Linked DNA regions of Homo sapiens: region 1 is linked to region 2. The links are chromatin contacts, found by Hi-C or POLR2A ChIA-PET in ENCODE. All regions are on one chromosome and are shown on one strand. The core of a region is the stretch at or near the end of the contact, and the rest is flanking DNA. Distances in the headings are between cores, read along the strand shown.

Evidence for each region. Hi-C counts contacts between places; a loop is a spot of excess contacts on that map. ChIA-PET counts read pairs that join two places held with the same protein, here RNA polymerase II (POLR2A). Pooled maps may share reads with other maps.
Region 1: a loop to region 2 is called in a map of CD14-positive monocyte, with 7 times the contacts of the local background. The contact joins the enhancer-like site here to the promoter of ZNF407 in region 2. A Hi-C loop is called at or near these places in 1 of 168 maps with a recorded cell type or tissue (CD14-positive monocyte), 2 of 37 single-sample maps with no recorded cell type and 9 of 50 pooled maps. POLR2A ChIA-PET finds 5 or more read pairs at or near these places in 1 of 52 experiments (activated T-cell).

Annotation. Positions count from the first base shown.
Region 1 is chr18:77,066,666-77,071,352 of GRCh38, forward strand. All of the region lies in intron 2 of MBP (myelin basic protein), which reads right to left. Among named protein-coding and RNA genes, the nearest start is that of MBP, 64 kb to the right of the region's middle. RefSeq lists enhancers at 659-748, 3,437-3,616. Within about 2 kb of position 1,251, at least 36 of the 41 ENCODE cell types and tissues checked have a DNase peak (open chromatin) inside an H3K27ac peak, as active enhancers do; they include CD14-positive monocyte, where a contact is called at or near this core.
Region 2 is chr18:74,594,446-74,599,143 of GRCh38, forward strand. ZNF407 (zinc finger protein 407) reads left to right here and starts at 3,425. Exons shown (of 9, transcript NM_017757.3): 1 at 3,425-3,492. ZNF407-AS1 (ZNF407 antisense RNA 1) reads right to left here and starts at 3,390. Exons shown (of 2, transcript NR_024484.1): 1 at 1,983-3,390. RefSeq lists enhancers at 3,201-3,410, 4,201-4,420 and a silencer at 3,511-3,810.

The DNA.
Region 1 (4,687 bases), core at 1-2,500, 2.5 Mb after region 2:
GCTACATGCCATCCCATTTATTCCAAGGGTGAGCCCACATAGTTACTGCTTTAGATTCTAAGTGACACTGTGCGGCAGAACTGACGCCAGGCCTTACTCCTCCAATGACACCTTTGGCTAACTGGAACCAGTCAGGACCACTTTGATGGGAGAATGAGTCCTTTTAGGGACAGAAAACGAAGCTGATGTCCGGAGGCACTTTTGCATTCCAGGGGAGGAAGCGGCCTGTTGTGGTGTTATGGGGTGGGCCAGGCCCCCTGGCCACTCCTCTGGGAATCTTCGGCTTCAGAGTTTCTCCTCTGGGCCTCCCTTTGCCTGTCGTTTGGGGCCCGAATGGCAGTGTGAGCTTGTTTTTCGAGTTTAAAGTTTTCAGTACATAGTTTGATCACCAGTGCAGAGAGAAGACATGGTTCAGCTTCCTGATATATTTGTAATCAATTTTACTTAACTATTTTGAAATGTCACACTTGCACATTGAATGATTCAAATGCTCTAGAAAGTGCACAGTGGCTGCGTGCTGAAACCCCGGGGTCTCCTGGATGCCCCCCCGCCCCCTTCTGGGAGGCAGCTGGCATTTCCAGCTCCTTCCAGACTTTGCACAATCATCTGGGCACCTTCAGACAATGACACATGGGTATTCTTTTCCCTCCTTTCTGTCTTCACATAAATGGCATCACACTGTGGATGATATGCTCCTTCTTGCTTTTGCCAGGGAAAGAGGGATCCTGGAGGTGACGTCATGTCGGCACGCACAGACTGCTTGCACAGCCCGCTAGCATTTCAGTTACTGTTCACACCTCACCAGGCTCCACAACCACCATCCAGCTTGTTCACATTTGTGTTTTTCAACCCTAACCGTGTTGCACTAATTTCCTGTTCACTTCTCAGAATGCACATGGCCAAGGAGTATTTCTGGAGGAGGAATGAGTCACACTGGAGCTTTCACTGAGCGGGCGTCAGTGCTGTGGGCAGCCGCGCTGGCCCTGGTGCTACCCACCAGCAGCACCGGGAGGCTGCTTCTCTCGGGTGCCACTCCCTGCAGCGCCCCACCCTGGTCTCTGCACTTAAGTTTGTACCAATTTTCCACCCAATCTCTCATTTCCTGGGAGCCTTTAACCCAGGACCATAATATGTACATAGTCTCAATTTTACATTCTTTTCCTTCTGGAGAGAGGGGCAGGCACAGCCATTAAGACCACCCTGAAGTCTGATTCAGACCTAGTGTGACTCACTTATGTACTGCAGGCTGTTTGTTCCTGGAGAGAAGTCCAGCCCTCTGAGCTCACACCAGCCAGGGCCCTACACTCCGCCTCCTGGTCACTAAGAGCCCTATCTGGAAACCCTCCATCCCGTGTGTGTGTGTGTGTGTGTGTTTGTGTGTGTGTGTATCCATTCCCATCCCTGGGCAGACAGGAGGGGATGGGTGGGTAAGGTCCCCACCAACCAATGTTTACGGCATTGTTTCTACAATTCAATGCTGTCTGGTGTGATTAACAGATAAAAAACACACGGGTTATTGGACTCACAAAATTGAGGAGGGAAGAATTTGCCTTCACGTTGTGAAATTAAATTGATAAGAGGACACTGGTTTGGACTGAGCTCCTGCACTGGGCCCAGCAGACGCCCCCGTATGAAGTATGGTACCAAGCCCAAATGAAGATCTTTATTTGACCTTCTGAGCAATCAGGAGAGGTAACAGCCCAACTTCCAAGCAGGCCAGGTTTAGCCCAGATGACGAGGAAGTCCCGTCTGCTTTAACCTTTATGGGGAAGTCATCTTGGAACCACCACACATCCGCCTGCATTTTGTTCTCTGTGTCTGCTTTCCTCAGTCTGTTTATAAACCAACCTCCTCTGCTCGGCTCATTGGAGCACTCATTCTGTTTTGCAGAAAGAGGTGTTGCCTGATTCTAGAATGACAAATAGCAGCCAATTAAGGTGTTCACATTTGTTGTAACTTTGTGTACACCTGCCAGGCTTCTGTTGCTGGTTGGCCGCTGTAGAAACCAAGCTGCTGCTTTCCAGATTGCGAGTCACAGAGTCCCACGAAACAGTTACTAATAAGCAATGAAATGCAGAGAATGTTCAAACTCACTAGTAATCAGAGAAATACAGAGCGAAACAAAAATGAGATTTCTTTTTAACACAAGTAGAAAACAAACTGATGTCTGGCATTGCTAGAGATGTGGTGGGAGGGAAACTTTCCTGGGACTGGAATAAACACTCTCAGCCTCTTTGGGAGGACAAAGAGCAGCAGCCGCCACCACGGAGCTGAGCCTTGGGGGCCTCACCTCGGGGACTCTGACCTCACCTCGGGGCCTCTGACCTCACCCCCATGGCTTCCAGGCTCCCAGCAGCCTGTGACTTCTGCGGATTTTCCTGTGTCTCTATTACAGAAACTCCCAGAACAGTCCATTGTTTTATTCCCCTCCCTGTGATGCGGTGAATACTGTGAGAACAAGAACAGTGCCTTACACACCTTCCCAACCCTCAGGCCTAGCACAGTGCCTGGCGCCCAGAGAGAGCTTTTTAAACATAGTTAAAATGGATTGTTTCTGTTTCAGCAGAGGGAGCCAAAGATAGCTGGCTATGTACACTTTTCATATCTATCCAGTTAATTTCAGAAGACACTAAAACTTGGAAAATAAATAATTTCCCGATAGTCTTTCCTCAGCTAGGAATTCATGTCATATTTTTTTACATCCTGCTTCTATGCTAATAGGAGATCATATTCTTCACTAATTACAAAATAATAAGTGTTATTTAAGAACTAATTAAGTACGATTCAGCTACCGTCGTTATTGATCATAGATGCATTTTCTTCATGCTTAATGTCTCTCCAAGCGGGACACCACTAGGACCAGTAGTGTCCTCCCATTGGCGTGGGAAGCCCTTCTCACCGGAGAGTAGAACAATGCCGCATCTTAGAAATGAGGCGTTTCAGATGCAGAGTGAAAGCTGATCTTTAAATCACAGCACTTTGCTTTAAGTGCGTGGCGGGGGATAACCTAGCGGCAGCCACTTCCCTGTATCCACTTCCCAGGCTGGTTTCGAGGGTGGGGGCAGCATAAGCATGAGGAGGAATTTTGTGTCCTGTGCGCCAGCTTGTGCACACGTTGGTCCCACAGCTATGGTGCGTCCACTCTGTTTATCCCTCACACCAAAGCGGCCACAGGTGGACCCTGAATAGTGATGGCAGACAGGACTCCAAATCCGCCTTTTTCTCCACCTTCTCAACTCAGTTCTCTGATGGTTCAACATCTCTAGGTCATACAGGGACACAGGACGCGTGCAGAAAGTACATACGGGCCTGGGAAATTTCATGACTAATTTCTACTCAAATATAAGGTTTGTTTTTGAGACCCGATATTGCTATTCCAAAAATATAAAATATTCCCCTATGATGAACACATTTCCTGTAAGCAAAAGGTCTACTCGCAAAACAAATAATGCAGATGATGTGTCAAAAGTGAGGTGATTTTCGTGATGATAAAACAAGAGCTTCCTGCAGACGGGGCTCAGACTTACGAGAGGGGATGGGTCCTGGCAGCTCAGGCCCTCCCTGCGTCATTGCCCAAAAGAGTCCAAATCTGAGTCCAAACGGAACCTGTGACTGCACGTGTCGACACGCATTTCAAGCAAGGGTGCCTCCTTCATACTATTTGTAGCAATTTTCTTTTTCATCAGCCTAAATATGTGGGAGCTGACCTATGTAAGAATCTGTTTCTTATCCATAACAATTTTAGAAGGTGTGTGGGAATTTGCTGCAGAAGCCCCAGGAAGGGAACACATTCCCCTATATCGTAAGGAGCACAAACAGCTCGGGACATTACCACGTATGGTGAAAGATGACAGAGAAAAAAGTGTATTTTTTTGGAACAAAAGAAATGATAGTCTCCTGATCTATTATAAACCAGTGATTAGTCTCATTTTCTCTGTGTGTAAAAACACAAAAACTAAAAACCCTCTACCCAGCCTTGACCTCTAACCCTTAAGTGTCAAGCTTTCCCTGGGGGTCAGTGTGGCCCTGCACGGGGCTCTGGGGCAGGTGACAGGAGGGGCCCTGGGAACTCGAGAGGTCCACCCTCTCCCGCCACTGAATTGTGGAAGCGCAATTCAGTTTTCTTCATCAGAACCGAGTGGAGAAGCAAAGGATGGCATGGAGTCAAACTTCCCAAAGCCAGTCACAGCCAGGACGTCGGCGGGCGGAATCCTGGTTGGTTTTGAGGACCCCGCTCAGGTGCTTGTTCCCGCGTAGCTGGAGTGTCCAGCCAAGTGTGAGAGATCTCCTACCTGGTACAGCTATTCATGTACGTGCACACATGGCACACACGCACACGCACATTGTAGGTGAAAATACGCTTATAATTAGCCTTACATTTTTAAAAGATTGGTGGTCTGGAGGTGGCAATTTCAGGAGGAATGGCCCAGAGGGTAAGTTTCTAATCATCACAAAAAAGGCTGTGAGAGAGGAAAACACTTGCTTCGTATTGGTACAAACATTATACAGCATATTCTTAAAGTCCTGATTCAGACTAGAAACTGCTTATCAGGAGAGGAAGGTGTTGAAACATGTTACAAAGTGACTCTCACCTGCAAAACCAGTTGTATGTTAGACTCGGAGTCATGGTCCACCACAGGCTGCTGTATTCAACACATGTAAGAGTTGATTTTGAGAATTTTTCAAT
Region 2 (4,698 bases), core at 2,175-4,674:
TATCACATATACCCAGAAAAAGATGTGAATATATTGATTGCTTTCTTTTCTCAGACATGATAAAAGTATACATTTTGAACTTATGAAGACTGAAAATCTTTGCTCTGAGTTTTTCCTTTGCGACTTTCTTAAGACTGTAACTGGTATATTTGGCAATAAAACTTCTGTTATCATTTAGGTTGCTTCATGATGCAAGTAAAAGAAAACTGGACTTAAATAAGAAAAGGATTTTTTTTTTTTTTTTTGGTTAACAGGTCTCAAGTGTGGCTGGCTTCGAGCAAGTCTTGATCCCAGGGGTTCCTGGTGTCATTGTAACCACCCAACGGGTTCATCTTGCCCGCTGCCCAGACAGTGGATTCATCAAGACAAAGGAATTGCAATAAAGAGTTTAATTCACACAGAGCTGGCTAAACAGGAGACCAGAGTTTTATTATTACTTAAAGCAGTCTCCTGAAAATTCAGAGACTGGGATTTTTAAAGGATAATTTGGGGGAGTAGGAGACCAGGGAGCGGGGAGAATTGATGGCTCTGGTGTGACATGAAATCATAGGGAGTTGAAACTGTCCTCTTGCACTGAGTCAGTTCTTGGGTGGGGGCTACAGGACTAGATGAGCCAGTTTATCCATCTGAGTGATGCCAGCTGATCCATGAGTGCGGGGTCTGAAAAACATCTTAAGCACCAATCTTGGGTTTTACAATAGTGATATTATCCTTAGGAACAATTGGGGAGGTTTAGAATCTTGTGGCCTCTAGCTGCATTATTCCTAAACTGTAATTTCTAATCTTGTGGCTAATTTGCTAGCCCTAAAAAGGCAGTCTGGTCCCCAGGCCAGAAAGGGGTTTGTTTTCAGAATGAGCTGTTATCATCTTTGTTTCAAAGTTACACTATAAACTAAGTTCCTTCCAGAGTTAGTTCTGCCTATGCCCAGGAATGAACAAGGACAGAGTTTAGAAGCAAGATGGAATTGGTTAGGTCAGATCTCTTTCACTGTCATAATTTTCTCAGTTGTAATTTTTGCAAAGGTGGTTTCATCACTAGGACTCTCTGTCTTCACTAAAAGTCTGTGTTGTCCATGTCAAGCATTATTCATTCAAAAATAAAGAGAGGAAGAAAAAAAAAGACTTCCCTTTTTCCTTAGAATCAGAAAATTAGTCTTGAATGACATCTATGGACTCTCTCAGTTGGAAATGAGGTCAAACTGACTTCCTTAAGGTCCTGTCTTAGTAACTCAAAATACTCAAAATAGAACTGAAACATAAACTTAGATTTTACTTCACTGCTCAGGGGAGGAACATAAGTGTTAACTAAACCCCCAAGGTAAGAAAGGTAGCAAGATAAATCACCCAAAGATCACAGAATGCCCAATCCATATACAGAATTGTGCTATTGTTATTGTCAAGAAATTTATCACCTTGTCATACAACACCAACACTGTTGAAATAGCTATTAAAACACTGTAGGAAGTGCTAAATTTTCACATAAATTTTAAATTTCAAGTGAACTCTTTGAAGGCAGAACCCAGTTTTATCTTTTATATAACAGGCACCCAATAAATGTTGGTTAATGGAATACAAATAACATTTGCAGCTGGTCACTTGTGAGGAAATTGTTTCCCACATTTTTCTCTAGAATTTTTAATTAACTATTACTATTAAACTGAGTCTACATGATGGAAAAGCTTGACTCTGGAGTTTTAGGTTGAGTTCCACTTTTACTAGCTGTGTGATCTTGGAACAGTTTATTAGTCTTCTAAATTACTGTTCCTTACTGTGGATAAGAGAATTCATGTGGATTACAATCAGAATTAAACCAGATAATGTCTACAAAAAGTTTTCTATGAACTATTTAAAAAGGTAAGGAATTATCACTCGAATGTATTCTGATTTAAACTGAATTGTGTTCGAATTGGCCTTGAGTGACGATTTGGCCTAGAAAGCCTATCTTCAGAACATCACACACACACAAAAATCCAATTACTTACAATGATTTTTTTGAGACGGAATCTCGCTCTGTCGCCCAGGCTGGAGTGCAGTGGCGCAATCTCGGCTCACTGCAGCCTCCGCCACTGGGTTCAAGCTATTCTCCCGCCTCAGCCTCCAAGTAGCTGGAATTACAGGCTCGCACCACCATGCCTGGCTAATTTCAAATTTTTAGTAGAGACGCGGTTTCCCCAGGCTGGTCTCAAAATCCTAGCCTCAAGCAATCCACCGACTCGGCCTCCCAAAGTATTGGGATTACAGGCGTAAGCCACCCCGCCTGGCCAGTGATCTTCCTAAACAGAAATCTGATCACATAACTTCCCATTACAGAGTCTAACCCTAACCCTGTGCCTACAACATAGTCAAACCTCTTTAGCAAGGCAGATGACCTCAAGCAGGATTTCACTGCCTCTTTGTCACAGCACTTAACAAGCTGTGATGTATTTATTTTTATTCGTCTACACAGGTCTTCCCTACTAGATTCTGAGTTTCAGAAGAAAGGCCTCTAACTCGAGGTTCATGAATGGACCTGCACAAGGGGGCGGACGGGCTGAAGTCCTGCCTTTTTTTTTTTCCAAAAAACCCGTATGCTGTGCCGTTAACGTTCATAAAAAAGTCCTTGTCGAACGTTTTAAACAGCCAAGGTGTTTCAGCTTTAATAAAAGCTGAAAATTTGGCAATACCAAACAGGTCACCAAGCCACAGTCCGCTTCTTGGCCTCCTCTTTGGTATCAGAGTTCGGCTAGCGGCTTCCTGTGGCCTCTTAAACAAGGACCTCATTTTGGGAGCCATTCGAGAGATTTTTTCTCATCATCTAAAGTAGCATTCTCGCCTTGCACAGCTGAAAGTCATTTCTCGAAATCGGAGCGCCAGAAGCGACAGGAGCCACTCCAGGCCCGGGGGAAGCGAGCAAAGGGGCAGCGGGCTGCGTTTGCCAACGTAGGCCTCTCGGGTCCCGCGCCGTTCTGGGCCTTCTCCGTGTTTCCGGCGCCGCCCTCGGGGTCCCTTACAGAGGGCGGGAGGCGGGTGGAGAGACGGGGCAGGAAGCAGGCGGGATCGGCCTGGGAAGAACCCGTTCTGGGACCCTCTAGAAATCCCAGACAGCCCTCCCGGGCTGACAGCGCCTGCCTTGGAGCCCGACGCGCTCATCGAATTTAGATTGACTCCTTCGGCTCTCCGTTTTCCTTCTCTAAGGGAAGGGTGGGACTTCCTATTTTATCTCTTAGCGGCTTCCGGCAAGAGCTGATGTGTTAAAAACAAGACAGCACATGGGCCTGCCGGCCACTCGGATAAAAAACAAGGAACTCGACCTGGATTGTACTAAACCAGTTCCAAGATTCTGTTTTTCGGCTGTGGCGTCCGGCGCTGCATCCACTACGGAGTCGCCTTGGAAGCCACCGGAAGTCCTTCGACGGAGAAACAGGATGTCCCGCCTCTTCCTCCCAAAGGGAAGACGGTGAGCCGGAGGAGTCAGTCAGAGGGGCGAGCAGGAGCGATTCCGTCGCCAAACAGGTAAGTTATTCTCTGGCCGGGGCGGGGGGTTTGGAGGCGGGGACCGTCCAGCGTCAGCGCGGGGCCTGGGGGCGGTGGCTTGAGGGCTCGAAGCCGGGCGGCTGGGCGCCCAGAGCCCCGTCTGGGCCCTTCGCTCTTTCTCCTCCCCCCTCCCCCCGCCTCCGCCCCTCCCTGTCGCCTTCCTTCCCGACACCCGCCCAGACTCACGCCCGGACACACACCCTCGCTCGTTCGCTCACGCTGCCTCGCCGCCCTCCTCCCCCAGGCCCCAGCTGCCGCCCTGCCCTCTCACCCGCTCGCTCCGCAGGCCGGTCCCGCGGGCAGCCTCGCTCCGCGCCCTTGCGCGAGCGGAGCTCTTGTGGACACCTCGGGGCTGCGGACCTAGCGTGGCCTCGGTTTCCCCTGCCGGGTTCGCCTGTCCGCGCAGAAACAGTCCCCCGTTCCTTCGGGACGCACCCCTGCACCGAAATCGGGCCGTTCTCGCGTGCCCGGGTTGCTCTCAAGTGGAAAACAGATGCTCCCCTAGCTGCACAGCTGCAAGCTTTAGCGTCTGGTTTCCAGCAGGGGCTCCCTGGACCGCCCGCCCACTCTCGTGTCACCCCCAGGTGCCCTGGCTGCGCCGCTGCTACTCGCGCCTTCTTCCGTTAAGCGACGCTGGTGTGGGCGGGCGGAGGGCACACAAGTGCGGTGGCCGAAAGCACCGCGGTGGCAGCGAAGGGTCCTAGCCATTCCCGACTTCAGCTCGCTTTGCGCCACTGCGGGGAGACCCGCGGCTGCCTGACACCGCTGCGGGCAGCAGTGGGTTTCTCAGTAGATGCTCACCTCTTTCCAGCCAGCTAGCACGCCCTGGGTGCTTGGCCTCCTTCTGGAGTTTAAGCTGGTGGAGGCGGGGTGCAGTGGCCGCTGACCTCTGTCGGTTGCGCTGGGTTTTGAGTAGCCATTTATTTCATTGGGGAGTTTTGGAATAGGACATCCCACATCCGTGGACACACATGTAGAATACTTTTATAAGTAATTACAGTCTTAATAGTGATTTGAGTTACAGCTTTGCAGTCTATGCCTGGTGACATCCTAGTCGTAGTATGTATCTGTTTTGTGGTGAAGTGCTGGTCCATTTAGAACACTGTAGACAGGGGCCCTAACATATACTCATCAGAACCTTATTAAGAAGAGCTTATATGTCATTTGGCATACTCACTGTGCTTC